Regions from separate parts of the Homo sapiens genome. Here region 2 is linked to region 1. A link is a loop called in an ENCODE intact Hi-C map of the cell type or tissue named here. Cell type or tissue: OCI-LY7. All regions are shown on one strand.

The links. Hi-C counts contacts between places; a loop is a spot of excess contacts. Peaks named below come from ENCODE experiments on the same cell type or tissue, not always from the same donor. Only the 100,000 strongest peaks of a DNase experiment are listed, where the experiment ranks them.
Region 2: it touches region 1 in a loop (2.8-fold over the local background); 1 of 110 quality-filtered maps calls a loop at or near these places.

What each region holds. Positions count from the first base shown.
Region 1 is chr7:69,929,780-69,934,779 of GRCh38, forward strand. All of the region lies in intron 2 of AUTS2 (activator of transcription and developmental regulator AUTS2), which reads left to right. Among named protein-coding and RNA genes, the nearest start is that of AUTS2, 330 kb to the left of the region's middle. RefSeq lists an enhancer at 4,305-5,000. In OCI-LY7, CTCF peaks have their summits at 2,439 (motif pointing left) and 2,638; a DNase peak (open chromatin) is centred at 2,442.
Region 2 is chr7:69,206,396-69,211,395 of GRCh38, forward strand. No RefSeq gene overlaps it. Among named protein-coding and RNA genes, the nearest start is that of CT66, 390 kb to the right of the region's middle. In OCI-LY7, no CTCF peak of the experiment used is centred here; a DNase peak (open chromatin) is centred at 2,656; H3K4me3 peaks cover 303 bases.

The sequences.
Region 1 (5,000 bases):
TGTTTGCAATTAACCTCAGTGCCACTTCTGGGTTGTTTTCACTTTATTGATTATTCTACTCATTATGGGTCATGCTTTTCTGCCTCATTGTGTAACTGGTGATCTTTGGATGCCAGACATTGTGAATTTTACCTTGTTGGATGCTAGGTATTTTGGTATTTCTATAAGTCGCCTTGAGCTTTGTTCTGGGATGCAGTAAAGTTACTTAGAAAAACTTTGATCACCTGGAGTTTTGTTATTGGCATTTGTTAAGGGAAATCTGGAAAAGAGCTTAGTCTAGGCCTTGGTTATTCCTCATTACTTTTGCAAGACCTTTTTGAGTATTCAATCTAATCATCTGTGAAGTATGAGTTTTTTAGTCTCTCTCATGGGAACAGGCACTGTTCAGAGTCCTGTGCGAGTCCCAAGAAATGTTCTCTATAATTCTTTTGGGTGTTTCTTTCCCCAGCCTTGAGTAGCGTCCCCCTGCTTTCGAGCCAGTCTGTACTGTGTTGCAGGTGAACCCTCTGTAGATCTCCAGGGCTCTCTCTCTGTGTAATTCTCTTCTCTCTAGTCCTCTATCCTATGAACCCCAGCTGCCTTGATGTCCTCAGACTCAACTCTGTCTCCTCAATTCATCGAGTTGGCCTGGTTCTGCCCCAGTTTCATCTCCTGGTATTGCACCCTGGAAACTCTCCAGACAATAAGGTGGGTCAGTTATAGGGCTCTCATTTGTTTCCTGCATCTCAGAGATTACTGTCATTAGTTACTTCATGTCTGGTATCTTGAAAACCATTGTTCATATATTTTTCTGAGTATTTTTTGTTGTTTCAGGCAGGAGACTGTATCTAGTCACTGTTTCTCCATCTTGACCAGAAGTGGTTCTCCCATATTTCATTTAACAACATCATGAAATCTCTTTCAGCCAAGCTCAAGACCATAATTTGTCCTTCTCTGCCTTCTCTTTTGACCCAATGCCTTGTTCTTTCAGTCTTGTCAGTTCTTACTTCCTAGTATATTTGACATTCTTTTGTACTTAATGGTAAAAATCTTTAGGTAAACATCATCATTATTAACTTACACTAAAAAATAGTAAAATCATTGGAATGGAGGGAATATTGTCAGAATAGTTATAAGTTTTGGTGCCCTATCCCAGTGCCATCTTTAAGGTGAGTATTCAGGGAATATTTCTTATACATCTTAATTCAGTGTAAAATTTGCATGTTTTATATGTTGATAGAGCAGAATTATTTCAGGATGAGTATATTTGTTTAGATCTTTTAAAAAATGTATCTTTAGGGAGGTTTGTGCTTTTCCAGACTGAGCCAGAATGCTCGTACTGCATTTTGGATTTACACACACACACACACACACACACACACACACACACTACTTTTTTACTTTCCAGTTTCCCCTGTTACTTGGTGTGCTGCTTGAAACCAGACTTGCCATTCTTACATCTCCAGAACCTCATACCATGCCTGGCATAGTGGCACTCAATTAAGGTCTGATGATTTGTACTGAGTAAGCTATAGTTTTAGGCTTGGAGCATTGTTAAGGCTTTGCATAGAATCTCTGCATTATACAGAATCTTAACTGTCTCTACATTACAGTATAATCCACATCTGCATCTTTGCAGCTTGCTATTATACATCTTTGGTTTGCTGTGAAAGAGCTGTCAGAGAATGAGCTCTTTATTGCTTAGAATTACTAGTTAACTATTGTTTTGCCATTGATCAGAATGTCTCCTTTTTCTGTTCTGCTGTATTCATTGTGGTATTTTGTTGTAATCAGAGATAGTCTTGGAGGTGCAAGACTTATTGGATCTCCGTTTGTGCCATTGTCGCAACATCACTGACTTGGTGAGGATCAGTCAGGGGTTTCTTCCTTCTGTTTTTGTCATGGCAGTCTTACTTTTTGAAACATTTGTCACCTTCTCTGATCCTGCCTCCTGCTTTTCCCCATCTGCACTCTGACCTATACTGTTTTAGAAGGAAAAGATAATAAAGGTCAGATTTTATAAAACTCTGTTCAAGAAATACTGCATAAAGGGCTCTTCAAGATAAAAGACTACCCCGCTTGTCAGGCAGCCTGCTAATTTGAGAGTGCTGACGACTTACCTTGATGAGGCAATCTTCGAATTGATGACTCTTTTTAATTAATTGTCTTTTCATTGATAAAACAGAATTGCTTTGTTTTCCTTTTACTGCCCATCTCTTCCTCACAAAATATGTTTCCTCTCCGAACACACAAACTGTGTTTTCAGAATCTCCCCTGAGTCTGGAGGTCTGGACAGTAGTGTGTTTGTGTGCTTGTGTGTGTATATGTGTGCACACACATGCACAGCTTGTGTGCATGGTATCTGTGATTTCTGTGTGTGCTTATATTTTTCACTATTTTGGATTCATCCAGTTCTATAAAGACATACTTGCTTGCTTTGCATGGTTCTGGCTCCCTCTGCAGCCCCAAATGGAAAAGTGCTTTGTTGTCTTTTGTTGCTGAAAAATCCAGCTCTCGGCCTTCTTTCTTTGAGTAGAGCATCCCAGCTGGTATACAAGTATAGATTGGATTTCAGATTTAGCAATGCATTGTGTTTTGACAAAGCTTATTGAAGATGGAAGTCATTTTTCAGGAGCGCTCTAAGAGGTGAGAAAATGGCAAGGGAGGGTGGGGAGGAAAGGGAGAAAATGCAGAAGAGGCAGACACAATTGCAACATTGATTTGGTAAATAGAAAGTTAATGTAGCTACAGGTATTGACAGTAAACTTTGGCTAAGATATTGGAGAATTGCAGATTGGAAGGCTAGAGCTATTTCAGAATTTCCAGGGCCATTTTATTGGATTATACACCTTAGAACCTTAACACACAGCTTCTGTTGATTAGTACAGTTTGGCCTCCAGTGTGAGTTTGGCTTTGAACACTCAGTGTGACTTTGGCTAGGGCTTGGCACCTGTGGACTTCAGCTTCTACTTTAGTAAAATGAATGAGTTAGAACAAATAATTGTTACATTCAAATCCAGATTTATGAGTGTACGATAGTGGCTTCACATTATTTGTTTTAAGTTACCGTTGAGAATTTGGTTCTCAGTAATCTAGAGCTACTATTTTAGCAGAATTATACATGGGATGCAGAATAGAAGCTTTTAAGCAACAGTCAACCAGATTGGTCTATAATAACTCCAGGATAAATACAAGAAGAATTTCTGGACACATTTTGCCCCAGTGAAGTAAAATTATTTACATTCAAGGATGGATTTGGAAATGCAGGTATTTTTCTGTTGATCTGCACGTTGGTTACACTGGTGTGTTCAGTGTGTAATTACACTTCCATGCAGTTATTTTTGTTTTTGTGTTAGATTTCAATAAACTATTATTTTTTCTAACAGATCTTAAACTTTAATGCTTCTTTAGAGTACTAATCAAAGTACTGTTACATAAGTAATGGCTCATGTGTGCGCACAGGTGTCTGCTCTGTGAAGTAGTCCATTTCAAATTATACCACATTAAATTGTGTCTGCTTTAAAGGGTTAAAATAAGTACATGTATATATTTAGATATATAAGATGACTTCTATTTAATAGATAATTAGAATGTTTATGTAATAGATTTATGCTTTCAGAGATTTCATATTCACAAAGTAAGTTTTGGAACCTTGAAACATGGATAGGTCAGTGTCATTTGGTTTCTTTTTTCTTCGTTTAATCCTTTTCAGGACTTCGGCTCCCTGTGAGTTGTTAATGTATAGTGTTTATGAATCCAAATAACATTCATTAACTTTCTTGGAAGGTCACAGTTATGTTGGTTCTGTTCGAAATAAGTACTATAAATTTTTTAGAATAAAAAAGGAAAGTATTACAGTGAGTTTTGCTATCCACTTGCCACTTTCCTTTCCCTTCCTTTTTTTGTTTTTTGTTTTTTGTTTTTTGGTAGGGAGGGAGGTCTCCCTGTGTTGTTTAGGTTGGTCTCAAACTCTTGGCCTCAAGCAGTCCTCCCACCTCAGCCTCCCAAAATGTTGGGATTACAGGTGTGAGCCATTGCACTTGGCCCTTTCCCATTTTTGTGCTTGACTAGTATAAGTGTCATTTTTGTTTTCTTGAAACCTTTGTTCTTTCCCATGTGAATACACATAGGATGACAATAGTCACAAAACTCTTTCCGTACTTAGAAGACTAAAACCAGAAATTGTTGCTTGAACATGTAATGGATAATTGTTAAAATTCTGCACTGGTTTGTACTGTTCTCGAATTTTTATGTAAAGGTCTAGTTTAGAGATTTATTATTTTTATTGTTTAGACTTAAAAGGAAAACAGTTAGCTGCGGAATCTAGTTTTTATCCTGGAGCGAAACTCATATAACCTTGTTGATTTTAGTGGGAATTAGAAAGTTCAGACTCTTTTTTTAGAGGTCTCCCAAAATTGTTTCCACTCTATGTTGAAAGGAACTCTAATCTACAGAAGTGGAGGTGACAGTAAGGAGGGCAGGGGATGCTCTTCCCAAAGGAGTTTCTACAATGCAGCTGAGTTAGAGTGCAGTAGAAAGAGCGAGATCTCATAGTGGCATGTTCCTGTCACAGCATGTGTATAGCAGTCACAGACTCTGAACCCAAAGACTGTATTTCTAGTTGGAGCAGACATTGACTCCTTTTTCTGGGCTGAAAACAGTGAAGTGTATTGGTTTTGGTAGCTTGGGTTATAAGAAACCTAAATTAGTTTGAAGTGGAATTATCCTGATGAAAGGGCAGTTGAAAGCCCTTGACACTGGACAGAGGATTGTCTAGTGTCTAATCTTGGCTCAAAATGCACCAGACATAATGAGAGTCATTATGAACTGCTGATCTCCTACCCCTCCCCTCAGCAGACCCTATTAGACTTGCAAAAATAGCAAACACTGTGTGTGTTTGGCATGGTGCCTGCTGTGTAGTAGAGGAAGAAAGCGTACCTTGTTTGCACCACAACCAGATACTGGTGCATCATGTTACAGCTCTGCTTGGTTCTGAGCTCCTCTGTTCAATCTCGTCTTGA
Region 2 (5,000 bases), 720 kb before region 1:
GAATCAAGATTTCTGTTTTGGTACCTTTAAATGTGAGATGCCTCTTTGCAAGAAGAGATAACCAGACACTTGTAAATGCAAGCCTGGGGGTAGGGAAGAGACTGAGTTAGAGCTCAACCCATAGCCTTGTCTCAGTCTATTTTGTGTTGTTATAAAGGAATATCTGAGGCTGGGTAATTTGTAAAGAAAAGAGGCTTATTTGGCTCACGGTTCTGCAGACTTTATGAGAAGCATGGCACCACCTGGGCGCGGTGGCTCACCCCTGTAATCCCAGCACTTTGGGAGGCCCAGGCAGGTGGATCACTTGAGGTCAGGAGTTTGAGACCAGCCTGGTCAACAGGGCGAAACCCTGTCTCTACTAAAAAATACCAAAATTAGCCAAGCATGGTGGTGCACACCTGTAGTCCCAGCTACTTGGGAGGCTGAGGTGGGAGGATCATTTGAACCTGGGAGGCAGAGGTTGCAATGAGCTGAGAGCACGCCACTGTACTCCAGCCTGGGCAACGGAGTAAGACTCCATCTCAAAAAAAAGAAGAAGAAGCGTGGCTCCAACATCTGCTTGGCTTCTGGTGAGGCCTTTTGTGCTGTATCATATACAGCTGAGAAGGTCAAAGGGGAAGACAGACCAAACCCAAGGGGGTACTAGCTTTATAACAACACACTCTCTCAGGAAGGAATCCATGCCCCCAAGAACCATCCCAGTCTCGCAAGAGCAAGAACTCACTCACTAGGGCAAGAACAGCACCAAGACATTCACGAAGGATCCGCCCCCATGAGCCAAACACTCCCCTCTAGACTTCACCTCCCAATACCACCAGCTGTGGAATTAAATTTCAACATGAGATGTGGTGGTGACACACAACCTGTACCCAAACCATAGCAGGACTTACCATGCATGAAGGGTCCTGAGTACAGGGAGCCTGGGGAAGCCTCTAGAAATGGGGACAAATGGAGAAGAGGTTGTTAACATCACTTATCAAGGACCACTTTTTTTTTGAGATGGAGTCTGGCCCTGACACCCACGCTTGAGTGGAGTGTTGTGATCTCAGCTCTCTCCAACCTCCTCCTCCTTGAACCTCCGGGTTCAAGTGATTCTCATGCCTCAGCTGCCCCAGTAGCTGGGACTACAGGCCCACACCACCACACCCAGCTAAGTTTTGTATTTTTAGTAGAGGCGGAGTTTCCCCATGTTGGCCAGGCTGGTCTCGAACTCCTGACCTCAAGTGATCCACCAGCCTCAGCCTCCCAAAGTGCTGGGGTTACAGGTGTGAGTCATCGTGCCTGGCCTCAAGGACCACTTTAGAAGTATAATCTTTAACCTATTGTATCTGCTACCACAGTAAAAGAATGAAAGTTATCCAAAATAAGTAATTAAAATATTTTACTGTGTCATTTTATAATACCATGAAATCTCAAAGGGAAATAAGAAAAAAAATTATGTTTCCAAGGCACAAAAATATATCAAAAAGTAGAGATTAGGAAGAATACAAGTCCAATGGAACATCTCCAGTCCACTCTAAAATTAGAGTTTAAAACAGAGTTGTAGGTTCAAATATATCTGTTTTATTTTGTTAAATAGGTTTAATTACAAAACAATACCTGGCTGATAGAAAAAGTTTCCTTCCGGTTGCATTTAAATAGAAATAGAAAAGCTCAAAGTATTGAATAGAAAGAATATTTGTGATTGGAGAAAACAAAGAACTTCATTAAGCGGTAAAGAAGACACGTTGAAGAAGCAAAGGATAAATGTAACGATTATAAAATTAAGCAGTAATGGGCTGTATTCAGCTCCTACTTTTCAATATCATCTACTTAGCAGCCCTGAAGCAGCCTTTCCCAATTTTTAATTAAAATGCCTTTAAAAACACAGAAAAATAATAAAATCCATAACTCCATGGAAAACCAGGACCAACAGTCAATCTATTTCTAGATAGAATTGGGAGATTTTCCCCTACGGGGTCAATGGAACAAATAGCTCACTTGGGCTGAAAGTAGACAGATATTATTCTTCCTCTCCAGTGTTTTGTCTCCAGTTCAAAGTATGTATCACCAGAAACTTGAGCAGTTAGCCCATCTCCTGCAAAAACGTTCCTTTTTTTTTTTTTTTGAGACAGAGTTTCGCTCTTGTTGCCCAGGCTGGATTGCAACAGTGTGATCTTGGCTCACTACAACCTCCACCTCCCAGGTTCAAGCAATTCTCCTGCCTCAGCCTTCCAAGTAGCTGGGACTACAGGCCTGCACCCCCACACACGGCTAATTTCGTGTTTTTAGCAGAGACGGGGTTTCTCCATGTTGGTCAGGCTAGTCTCAAACTCCTGACCTCAGGTGATCTGCCTGCCTTGGCCTCCCAAAGGGCTAATGTTCCTTTTTAAAGGCCATCAGAGTGCAATTTCCCTTGCCCCAAACTCCACCTCTCCTCACCCAAATCAGGGGCTCTTTTTCCAACATTCAATCGGAACCTGCCATTCTCAAAAAATATCGAACCCAAGTAGATGGACTGGACGGTCTGGAGTCCGGGAGTAGGATGCACCTTGAAAGGTGAAACCCTAAGGAAGGGTTATTATTTTATTCATTTACTTATGAGTAATGAGTAAAGATGAGCTTTTGTAGTGCTCTATTCTGGGAGCTGTGGGTATGGTTTCACTTCCTACACTTGTTAGAACCTCAGGCTTTGGGAGTGAAAGACATCATCTCTTGTAGCAGAACCTCCCTAGAGTAAACTCACCACACACTGAGAATCAGTCTTTTTTTTTTTTTTTTTTTTTTTGAGATGGAGTTTCGCTCTTGTCTCCCAGGCTGGAGTGCAATGTCGTGATCTTGGCTCACTGCAACCTCTGCCTCCCAGGTTCAAGCAATTTTCCTGCCTCAGCCTCCTGAGTAGCTGGGATTATAGGCACACGCCACCATGCCCAGCAAATTTTTGTAATTTTAGTAGAGATGGGGTTTCACCATGTGGGCCAGGCTTGTCTCAAACTCCTGACCTCAGGAAATCCACCCACCTTAGCCTCCCAAAGTGCTGGGATTATAGGAGTGAGCCACCGTGCCCGGCCGAGAATCAGTCTTAAAAGCTGCATTCACTGAAGCTCTAAGAAGGGTGTTTGACCCAGTACGTAAGTTAACACCATAGGCAATGCACATATTCAACCATTAGTACGTACCATGACTAAACATATCTCCCTCCTGTCAAGGACAAGGAAAGAGACCCCCCGCAGTGACCACCACGTGCAAAATGCGTAAATAACAGGTCAGGTATGGTGGCTTATGTCTGTAATACCCATGCTTTGGGAGGCTGAGGTGGGAGGATCACTTGAGGCCAGGAGTTCAAGACTAGCCTGGGAAACATAGAGATCCTGTCTCTACAAAAAAGTTTAAAAATCAGCTTGGCATGGTGGTGCATGCCTGTAGTTCCAGCTACTCAGGAGGCTGAGGAGGGAAGTTGAGCCTGGGAGTTTAAGACTGCAGTGAACTTTGATTGCACCACTGCACCCCATCCTGGGCAACAGAGTACAACTCTGTCTCTAAAATAAATAAATAAATTTGTAAAATCATAATAGAAGACCTGATGAAACAAAAACGCATAATAAGTGGGAAAGGATTTCACTACCTAGACTAAAAGGAGGAGCAATAAAAGAGGAAATTTTATTTATTTTATTTTATTTTATTTTTTGGGACAGAGTTTCACTCTGTCGCCCAGGCTGGAATGCAGTGGTGCAATTTTGGCTCACTGCAACCTCCCCCTCCCAGGCTCAACCATCCTCCCATCTCAGCCTCCTGAGTAGCTGGGACTCCAGACATGGATCACCTCGCCAGGCTAATTTTTATATGTTTTTTTGTAGAGACAGGGTCTTGCCATGTTGCCCAGGCTGGTCTTGATCTCCTGGGCTCAAGAGATCCACCTACCTCAGCATCCCAAAGTGTTGGGATAACAGGCGTGAGCCACCATGCCTGGCCTAGAAAACTTCTTCTTGATAGGCAACATCTACCTCTGTGATCCGGGAATGCAAAGCCAAAAGAGAAAAGGCTGAGATGGAAACACAACAAAATAAGAAGGAAACTAAGCAAGATAAGAAAAATGTACTGAGAGATTTAAAACATTATTGGGCAAAGAGAGTGAACATTTTGTTAACTATTATATTGCCAAGGCCTAACACATCAGATCTATAGGGTACTAATCTGTATTCCAAAAATTGCCTAGGCAAAGCACAGAAAGGTCATTACTTCATATCCTAAATACTAGAATATGCTGGGCTCTGTGTAAAAATAGTCCTCTATTAGTAGGTTAATATATCTTGATTTTTCTGATAATCTGATCATCTAATCACAAGCTATTGGATTATGATTCACCTCATTAATAACGAACAATTCACATTGCTGATACATTGGATGTAGTTGGGTAAAATAGGAACAGCTACAAAACAGAATCAAGTTCATTAGATCAGGAGTCCCCAAATCCTGGGCTGAGGACTGGTACCAGTCTGTGGCCTGTTAGGAACTAGGCTGCAGAACAGGAGATGAGCAGGAGGCCAGCGGCGAGCTTGACCGCCTGAGCTCCACCTCCTGAGCTCTACCTCCTGTCAGATTAACAATAGCATTGGACCAGGCACAGCGGCTCATGCCTGTAATCCTAGCACTTCGGGAGGCTGAGACTGGTGGATTGCTTAAGGCCAGGAGTTCAAAACCAGCCTGGCCAACATGGGGAAACCCCCTCTCTACTAAAAATACACCAAATTAGCCGGGCGTGGTGGTGGGTGCCTGTAATCCCAGCTACTCGGGAGGCTGAGGCAGGAGAATCGCTTGAACCTGGGAAGCAGAGGTTGCAGTGAGCCAAGATCATGCCACTGCACTCTAGCCTGAGCAACAAGAGTGAAACTCCATCTCAAAAAAAAAAAAAGGATTCTCATAGGAATACTGATATGAGAGGGGGCAGGGAAGTGCTGGGTAGAGAGGGGTGGGGTCCCTGGCAAGGACTCCACCCTTGGGCCTGTGCCCACAGACCTAGG